Regions from separate parts of the Mus musculus genome. Here region 2 is linked to region 1. The links are chromatin contacts, found by Hi-C or POLR2A ChIA-PET in ENCODE. All regions are on one chromosome and are shown on one strand. Each heading gives the region's core, a stretch centred on a gene start or an enhancer-like site at or near the end of the contact. The rest is flanking DNA. Distances are from core to core; before and after follow the strand shown.

Region 1 (4,843 bases), core at 768-3,267:
TCACATAAAACACTCCTTCAACCTGATACAAAAGAAAAGCAAAATGCGTTGTCTGAACCCAAGTTTCTCAAGTACACGCCCAGTGGGCAGAACGTATACACTGCACATAGCGCTTCATTCTGCATGAACGTCTATACCACACATAGCGCTTCATTCTGCATGAACGTCTATACCACACATAGCGCTTCATTCTGCATGAACGTCTATACCACACATAGCGCTTCATTCTGCATGAACGTCTATACCACACATAGCGCTTCATTCTGCATGAACGTCTATACCACACATAGCGCTTCATTCTGCATGAACGTCTATACCACACAAAGTGCTTCATTCTGCATGAACGTCTATACCACACATAGCGCTTCATTCTGCATGAACGTCTATACCACACATAGCGCTTCATTCTGCATAAACGTCTATACCACACATAGCGCTTCATTCTGCATGAACGTCTATACCACACATAGCGCTTCATTCTGCATGAACGTCTATACCACACATAGCGCTTCATTCTGCATGAACGTCTATACCACACATAGCGCTTCATTCTGCATGAACGTCTATACCACACATAGTGCTTCATTCTGCATGAACGTCTATACCACACAAAGTGCTTCATTCTGCATGAAGCTGCCACGTTGCGTCTTTTAAGAGGAAAACTTCCAGTCACAATCTAAAAGGATCTTAGAGCATTTTAGATCTGGGTTTAAACTGGAAATGTCCAACCCGTAAAATCTAATCAACGATCTTCAAAACGGAAAAACTGCTCACAAATTTCTGAGGCGATATGTCTATCATGATTTTGCTATTATATAACTTACGCATTATAAAAAGCATCATATATATATATATATATAATATGTATGTGTGTATAATATATATGTATATAATATATGCGTATATATATTATACACACACACACACACACGGATATAATGTACAATTTTCATGTGTCACTTAATAAATTAGCAAGACTCTACCAACCAGCCTTCCCTTCTTCCACACAACAAAGGAAAATACTGTTTCACTGCTGTGGACTTTTTCTCCCTAGTATACCTTGCAAAGTGGTGCAAGGCTTCTCTGTGTAACCAGTCCTGAATGGATCTTCCATTTCCCAGCCTCCAGGGATTATAGGCCCGAGCCACCAAGCGAAGCCTATCAGAAACTTTTTACTAAGACAAAGGACTGCAAATCTTTATTGCATTCTCATGGCATTTATGAGACGGTGTCACTTAACACATGTGCCAAAACCTCACAAGTGTTTTCTTCCTCAACGTTTATCGGAACTTTCGAGTACACACGGCGGTGGCGACAGCAGGCCCAGGGTTTCAGATCCTGGTCTCTGGCTCCCAAGCCTTCAGCTGAAACACATCATTCAGGCTGAGAGAAGTGGACTCGATACGAATTCAGGGTTGTCTTCCTAGATGGGTACAGATAAGTTACCCACCAACTCGGGGGTCCTCCGCCAAGAGCATATTAAAAGCTCGAATCATGCCGATTGTCGTTACGTTAAAACCCAGTTAAGTTTGGAGAATGCCATCTGTAAACGTTAACTAAATATCAGGACTCAAGAGAAACAGAGTTCCTGGCTGGCGGTGCCAACTTGGGAAAGTCCACAGAAATCTCGGAAGACCAGGAACACCGTGTCTGATGGTGCGTGGGGAAAACACGCGTGAGCCCCCACGCTGCGTCCGTCTGTCCTCGTGTGTGTGGACCTGGCGCGTGCAGTCTGCAGAGGAGGGAGACCTGGAACCCCGCAGCCCTGCGCTGGGCGGAGGCCGCCGGTTCGCGGCGGAGTCGCGGCCTGCAGCTCCCAAGGCCGCTGCCCCAACTCACCTGCATGTTGGGCACAAAGCCCTTCTTGATCCTCCAGCAGTTTTTATTGATCTTGTCCAAGAACTGTAGCTCATCGTTGTAGTTACGACTCATGGTGGCGGCGAGGCCAGCGATAGCTCCTGGCTACGCTTAGAAAGAGAAACCACCCCGCAGTCCACCCGCTCCACGCAGCGCCGCCTCTCAGGGCGCAGGCGCGACCAGCTCCGCTCCAGGAGGGAAGATGGCAAGCGCCGAGGCTCAAAACTCTTCGCGCGAGTCCTGATCATCTCGTTACAATGAATTACAGCGCTAGTCTTCACTTGCACTTCCCCCCCCTCTTTCTTTCTCTCCCTCTTTCTTTCTTTCTCTCTCTCTCTCTTCCTTCCTTTCTTCCTTTCTTTCTTTCTTTCTTTCTTTCTTTCTTCTTTCTTCCTTCCTTCCTTTCCTTCCTTTCTTTCCTTCTTCCTTTCTTTTCCTCTTTCTTTCTTTCTTTCTTTCTTTCTTTCTTCCCCTCTTTCTTTCTTTCCCTCTTTCTTTCTTTCTTTCTTTCTTTCTTTCTGTCTGTCTGTCTGTCTGTCTTTCTTCCTTCCTTCCTTCCTTTTTTCTTTCTTTCTTTCCTTTTCTTTCTTTTCCTCTTTCTTTCTTTCCCTCTTTCTTTCTTTCTTTCTTTCTTTCTCCCCCTCTTTCTTTCTTCCCCTCTTTCTTTCTTTCCCTCTATCTTTCTTTCTTCCCCTCTTTCTTTCTTTCTTTCTTTCTTTCTTTCTTTCTCTCTCTTTTTCCTTTCTTCCCCCCTCCCCCTTTCTCTCTCCCTCCCTCCCTTCACCCCCCCCCCTTTTTTAAAGTAAGATCTCGATACTTAGCCTTGGTGAGCCTATGTATCCGGGTTGGCTTCGAACTCTCACAGATACCCTTGCCAATGTCTCCTGACTGCTGCTATTGAAGACATACTGCTTTAAGAATGTTTTTGAGCTGCTCCTGAAACCTCTTCACCCTGGATCAGGTCAACTGCTATATAGAACATACAGTTTGGAGTTCATGCCCCATGAACATTAGTGAAACAGCTGAGCAAGATAAAATACTAATGACGTTTGCAATGTATCAGAATGAGATTGAAGATGTACAACAAACACTCCATTACAAAATGAGCATCCAAAAGAAGCATATCACAACACTGTATCATTTATTTCTACAAATGCTTGTGAAGGAAATCTGCTCTGGCCAGCAATTCCCTACAAAGATGGATAAATCCCTCTTTCAGGGATCACTGTGTTCCATAGCTTTGTTTGGACTGTGTCCTGTGTCTGTACCTTTAAACTTAATTGACTCTTGCTCTTGGGATAAGAAAGCTGGCAGTGATTTGCAGGATAGTCCTACCCTGTGAAAAACACCACCATAGCAATCAGGAAGACTTGGGTTCAGGTTCCGCCTATGCCATTACCACCTTTGTGTGATACATTCCTCTGTTTTCACTTCTATGAAATGGGATCATAATTATTCATAGTGGCTCTGAAGGTCACAGACATGAAACTGGAGGAGTAACTAGACCAGGATGTTAAGTACTTATACAGCCCTCTTCTATCCCCCAGTAACCTAAGGAGTTAAGCAAAGGGTGTGGTTTCTGTTCATTTTTACATATCCACCCTGGCTGTCCCACTCTCCTGCTCCCCTGTCCAGTCTCACCCTGCTGATTAATGACACTAATGTCAACTGTGAACTGCCTAGGTTTAATAAGCTGCACTACCATTTCAGTCAATCTTTTTAAAAAAAGATTTATTTATTTTATTTATGTGAGTACACTGTAGCTGTCCTCAGACACACCAGAAGAGGGCCTCAGATCCCATTACAGATGGTTGTGAGCTACCGTGTGGTGGCTGGTTATTGAACTCAGGACCTCTGGAAGAGCAGTCAATGTTCTAAACTGCTGAGCCATCTCTCCAGCCCTCATTTCATCCAATCACTGAAAGGACACATCCACAAACATAAACAAATGACACAGGACAACCATAGGAAAGATTTAAGGGGCTCTCGGCTCCCTTTTAGTATTGGTGTTTGTAGAACTTCAGTCTTTGCCGAAGTTTTAAAAAAATTAAGTCTTTTCCATTTTTCTGTCATATTTTATTAAAATAAATTCAGGACAGGAGCTTTCACACATAGATTCTGACATCGTTAGAAAACAATTTTAATTAAGCACAGGACAGTAATAGTAAACATAAAACATAAAGTCCAATAAAAGTAGAAAGTCTCTAAAGAGCAGACATAGTCTTACACACACACACACACACAGATACACACAGACACACACACAGAGGCACACACACACACACACACATACATACACACACAGAGGCACACAGACACAGAGGCACACACACAGACACAGACACAAACACAGACACAGAGACACACACAGACACACAGACACACACACAGACACAGACACACACACACACAGATACACACCACACACAGAGGCACACACAGACACACATACACACACACACACACACCTACCAATGCAAATACAGACAAGTTCCTTACAACCTTACCACCTGGTCGGATCCACATGCCTTACTCTTTCCCACAAAGGCTAAACACAGGCACACAATGTGCTTACACATGCTCACATACACAGACCCCACTCCCACTACCTTGTTCCTGTTCATCATTTTAACTGTCGACCTTACTCTAGGTCTCTCAGGGCTCCAGAAGGAGACCTTTTCCACAAGGGCTTTAATATCCAGGATGCACGGTCTTCATCTTCCAGGTTTCTGGTTTCTGGGGGACTGAAGGCTGTTTACTTCCTGGGGTGTATTGTGAGCGGGCCATCAATGGGTTGGCTGTTCTCTCCATGGTCTATGTACTAGGTTCAGATCCCCCCAGCTGTTCAGATTTGGCTGTGGCTTTGAGGATGTGTCATATGCCAGGTCACTAGAAACCAGAAGGTAACCCTGAGAGGAAGGCAGAATAAAGACAATTTTAAATTAAGGCCATATCTGGGTTTGCATGAGAGAGGAAAGTTTCTTTG
Region 2 (4,843 bases), core at 1,573-4,072, 820 kb after region 1:
GGCAGGAGGTCTTGGCCTCAAAGCATGAACCATCTATTCCCTAACGGTTCTAGGAATGGCTTTTCATTATGGGAGAATGTGCCTAAATTAAACTTCCACAGCGCTCAGAGTTCTGACACGGTAAACACTGCAATGTGTATGAATATACGTAGGTTTCAGAGAGTTAAAAGCACACAGCCTTCTCTGGTTTCAGATAAACCAAAATATGTTCCCGGCAAAGGAAAGAAGACCTTGGCTCCAATTCTGTGCAAGTCTGCTGAGGAAAAGTTCCAACGTCAGGCTTCAGACTCACAAATATGGAATAGTCCAAGAAGACAACCTGCCAGGAAAAAGGCAGCCTGTCCCCTTAAGACGGTCTCGCTCATTGACAAGAACGGCTTGGTGAGACTCTCAAGGCAGAGTGTTTCTTCTGCTGAGCTGGACAGCAGAAAGGGCCTGATCACTTCCATCTGCCGGCAACCCCTGCAGCTACCTCATAATGTGGACAATCCCTGGAAGTCCATATCGGAACTCGTGTCAGAAAAGTGGCTCTTCCACACTCCTCAGTACTGCTTCACTCCTCAGAAGCCAGGCTTCCCAAGAAGATCTCAGATTGAATCAAAATTGCTGAAGACCTCAGATGACCCCAATAAGGAATAAAAATAATTTTGGGCTGTTTTGTACTTTGAGTTTTTACTCATTTCTCTTGAAAGGCGTATGTGTGTGTGTGGTACAAGTGTGCACACACGTGTTTGTGTGTAGGTCAGAGGTCGATGTCAGTGTTCTCGTGCTTTCCCCCTTATTTTTTGAGATCTCACTGAAACCTGGAGCTCGGGGATTCTATTCGCCTAGTAGTCAGTGAGCACCAGGGGGCTTCCTGTCTCTCCGTTCTTTGTGCTGAGGCCATAGGAACTGGCTGTCATTTTTTTATAGCAGTGCTGGCGCGTGCTCGCAAGCTCTTAACAGACTACGCCAGGTCCCTAGCACCTATTTTGGATTCTTTCATCAGATATTTTCTTTTAACTCTGCAGGAGTGGTCACTATCCAGGTCTGGGGATTCAGTTTTCTTACTCTCTTATAACGCTGTATCTGGTTTTAGTTACAAAGGGTGGGTTTCAAGTGATCCACGTTTCTATGGTAAGTACAACAATCGTGATTCCACAGGGTCCTATAGTCTAAGAGAATATATAGAAGCACTCTTACCAATCGTAATTTAAAAAAAAATTCTATAGTATATTTTGACTTAAAAATTCACCTAAGTAAAATTGATGATTGTTATCACCAAAACTTTTTATTAGTAAAAATAAGAAAAGATAGGAAGTGAAATGTCCTCAAGTCATAAAGGAAGCTTTTAATGACCAGAGCCCATGGATTTGATAGCATATCGATTTGCACATTTTATTGTCCTCCAATTTTATCACTGATCCATAAAACATTAACCTGTAACAGTTAAGGATTACTTTCTAGCTACCGTCCTCCCTACCACCCAACAGAAGAGGGGACTCAGCTCTGTGACGATAGGCAAGCAATCTCACCTCTGTTGTGCCTCGGTTTCATTGTGTTTAAAGGAGAGACGCGGTACGTTCCTTTTAAGACAGCTGGGAAGAGTGTATGCGATAAAATATACAGCCAGCTTTCTATTAATGGTTTTCATTATCAGTCAGGGACTAGCTCCAGTGTCATCACCTTCCACAAAAACATCTGACTCTTCCAGCCCACAACTTGAGTCGCTAATGCTTGGGGTTGTCTCACACTGTGCCTTGTCTGTCCTCTCATTATTCTAGCCATTCCCACTATAACCGCCCCCCCCTACTCAGTGGTCACCATGGGATACTTTGGGAATTTCTTGGGGCCCAGTGTTTCTCAGGTAGGTCTTGAATTGGTGATAGAAAGTCCCGCAGGAGCGGCATGGAATAAGTGCAGTTAAGCAAGTGAGTGGAACAGGTACCAAGCGTGCTGCCAGCGTGGGCAGGAGACTGCTAATCATGTCCGGAGGACCTCTCTGGAGGTGGGAACCCGGCTTTCCAGAGGCCTGCACTGTTAAGGAAATTTACATTTATCGGGAGTCTTCAGGGGCAGGATCTTGCAGACGACTTTAGACCTCGAGTGTAATCTCGGCCCAGCAACTCTTTAAAGGGCAACTCTTGGATAGGCCCAAGCTCAGCCTCAGGGCAGTCTCAGAGAGGCACCTGAGATCCAGGAGATACCTGCAGAAGCCTTTGACACGGAGTGGGTCGCATTCCAGAGACTGGGATCAGAGATGGATAGTGCGTACACTCATCAGTGCAATCAGAATTGGGGCCCGCCACGGAAGGCAAGAGGAAGGTAGAGCAGAGTCTTGCTGGCAGCGATAGGGTCGGAGATGAGTCATCCTAGCCCGTGTGACTTCAACCACCCTCCGCCCCCTCCTGCCTCGCGGGTCAGGAAGTGACCGCAGCCGACCGGGCGCTGAGCCCTGGCAGCTCCGGCCACGCCCAACCCGCTTTCTCTAAGGCCTCGCCCTTGACTCCGCCTTTGACTCAACCCAGACTCCGTCCCACTCCATTTCCACAGGCCCACACCTGACCCAGCCTCTAACTGGCCTAGGCCCCCGGCTCTGTCTCCCCAGGTTCGGTCCCTGACTCTGCCTCTGACGCAATCGAGATGGTCCAACTCATTCTCTCTCTAGACCCTATTCTTTACTCAGCCGGGGCATTCCTCTTTCCAACCAGGCCCCGCCCCTGACCCAGCTCAGGCCCCACCCATCCCGCAGCTCCTAGCCTAATCCTTGACCCCGCCTCCTGCTTCCCTCTAGAACCCGCCCACCTCCCCAGCCTCGCCCCCGGCTCCGCCCCACCGTGGGTGGTTCTTGGGCCGCGCCGGCACTTGCTCAGACGTAGGAACTGCCGGCGTGCGTCCCGGAGCCTCGCGACGCTGGCCATCCGTGCCACTGGCAGCTTAGAGGCAGCATGGCCACGGTGGCAGCGGCGGCCCGCGGGGCCGGGGCGAGGGCGGCGGCAGGGCTGCGGAGTTGCGGCGGGGCCGTGGCTCGAGAACGACCGCGCTCGGGCTGCGCTCGGCGCCTGTGCTCTGCCCCGGCTGCCCCGGCTGCCGTGGACATGAAAAGCTACCTGTGGGCGCGCTACCACGAGGCGAAGAGGAGCACGGACGGTGAGTGCGTGTCCCAGCTTGCGCCGCCCACTCGAGGACCCCTCGGGTCCCCCGCACCCTGCCTCTGTCGCGCGGCCCCCGCGGGGAAGGCGACTCTAAAACTTCGCAACTCTTTTTTGGCTTTCCCCCGCCGGGGAAGCTATTTCATACCTGGGGATTGTTAAATCTGGAGTGTACATCGCAAGTGCTCTGGGCCGCTGCGAGAGTTCCAAGGGCGTCGGTAGGAAGACATTCCCCCAAACACCGTTAGGTGTCATTCACCCTGGGAATGGTAGTAGCAGCCCAGCTTGCTGCCGCGCTGTCCTAGACAGGCTCCAGCGCAGGCGACTGGGTCAGGAGGATGAGCCGGTCTCCCTTTTGCAGGGTGGAGTAGATAAAATGTGCTGTTTGAAAGGGGAGGGTGGTCTGGTTATCCACCGCCCTCTGCGAGGAGAAGAGGAATACTTGTGGTCAGGTGAACTGAGAAAGAGCTTGGCTGGGCGGTTAGGGAATCGGAGAAGGAATGGAAAGAGGAACCAGATTATAATAGTATCAGGTATTGATGTCGACTCTGAATCGCCCATAGCCTCCGGAGGAGGGGGTCATGTCCATTATGTAGACGGGAAGGGCGAGCAAGGGGCCTAAGCAAAAACTGATTTTGACTCAGGGTCGGGAATCCATTGTCCTGTGTGTTGCTTTGTGCTTCTTGCAGTCAAACGTTTGGAACCTGGAGTAAAGGGCCAGTGAAGCACAGACACTGAAGCTGTCAGAGGACACTGGGATTTGGGGAGGGGGTGGTTTGGGGAGGGTGCTACATGAGGAAGGGGGTTGGTGAGGGAACGTTTTTGTAGGATTTCCATTTGCATCTTTGGCCACATGCCTGTTCAAGTGAAACAAAACCCACCTGGAATATCTTCACAACACATTCCGAGGTGTAAGCAATGGAGACTTCTTTGAAAGAGTGGCTTATTGGTTTTGGCCAGGCAAGTGTTTTGAGATGGGTTGTGTATTCCAGGCCTTAAAGTCATGAGTCTCCTGTGTGTTCTATCCTTCCAGGCGGGCGGGAACCACCATTCCAGGCAAACGTGTGTCCTGTCAGGGCCCTGTCAGCTCTTCTCTCTTGCTTAGTTTCCTCTTTCTTTTTGGTCTTTTTGAGACAGGGTTTTAAGGTAACCTTAAACTTGAAGCAATCCTCCTGCCTCAGTCTTTCAAGTGCTGGAGTTATAGACACGAACCACTCACTACTCCTGTCTTTTGTTTTTCTTTTCTTTTGTTTTGTTTTGTTTTGGTTTTTTTTGTTTTTGTTTTTTGTTTTTTTTAAGACAGGATTTTTCTCTGTAGTCCTGGAACTCACTCTGTAGACCTGGGTGGCCTCGAACTCAGAGAGATCTCATGTCTCTCTCCTGGAATCCTGGGATTAAAGGTGTGTGCCACTATGCCAGGCTATTCTGTATTTTTGGTTAAAAACTTTACTGACATGTATGGAGAGAATGAAATACAGAAACCCCTATACAATATTTAAACCCATTTGGCTGTGGGATTGGGACAATTCACACATGTCCTCTTGAGGAGTGAGCTATGGTTAAATGACTCAGTGTTTTGGTATGTACCTACTATGGAACAATACTTAACAATAAAAAGAAGAGTACCATTCATCTAACATACAAAAAAAATGTATATTTTAGGGAGTTACACTGTGGAGTGTGTCTGTGGGGTGGGGGTAGGAAGCCAGTCT

What was found. Hi-C counts contacts between places; a loop is a spot of excess contacts on that map. ChIA-PET counts read pairs that join two places held with the same protein, here RNA polymerase II (POLR2A).
Region 2: a loop to region 1 is called in a map of regulatory T cell, with 5 times the contacts of the local background. The contact joins the promoter of Nt5dc3 here to the promoter of Rtcb in region 1. A Hi-C loop is called at or near these places in 1 of 37 maps with a recorded cell type or tissue (regulatory T cell). POLR2A ChIA-PET finds 5 or more read pairs at or near these places in 1 of 5 experiments (embryonic stem cell).

Annotation. Positions count from the first base shown.
Region 1 is chr10:85,955,776-85,960,618 of GRCm38, forward strand. Rtcb (RNA 2',3'-cyclic phosphate and 5'-OH ligase) reads right to left here and starts at 2,018. Exons shown (of 12, transcript NM_145422.4): 1 at 1,840-2,018; 2 at 1-22. The coding sequence starts at 1,932. Bpifc (BPI fold containing family C) reads right to left here. Exons shown (of 16, transcript NM_177772.4): 16 at 3,916-4,766. The coding sequence ends at 4,644.
Region 2 is chr10:86,776,183-86,781,025 of GRCm38, forward strand. It overlaps Nt5dc3 (5'-nucleotidase domain containing 3), which reads left to right and starts at 2,823. Exons shown (of 14, transcript NM_175331.3): 1 at 2,823-3,129. The coding sequence starts at 2,928. It overlaps Ttc41 (tetratricopeptide repeat domain 41), which reads left to right. Exons shown (of 16, transcript NM_001003910.2): 16 at 1-661. The coding sequence ends at 639.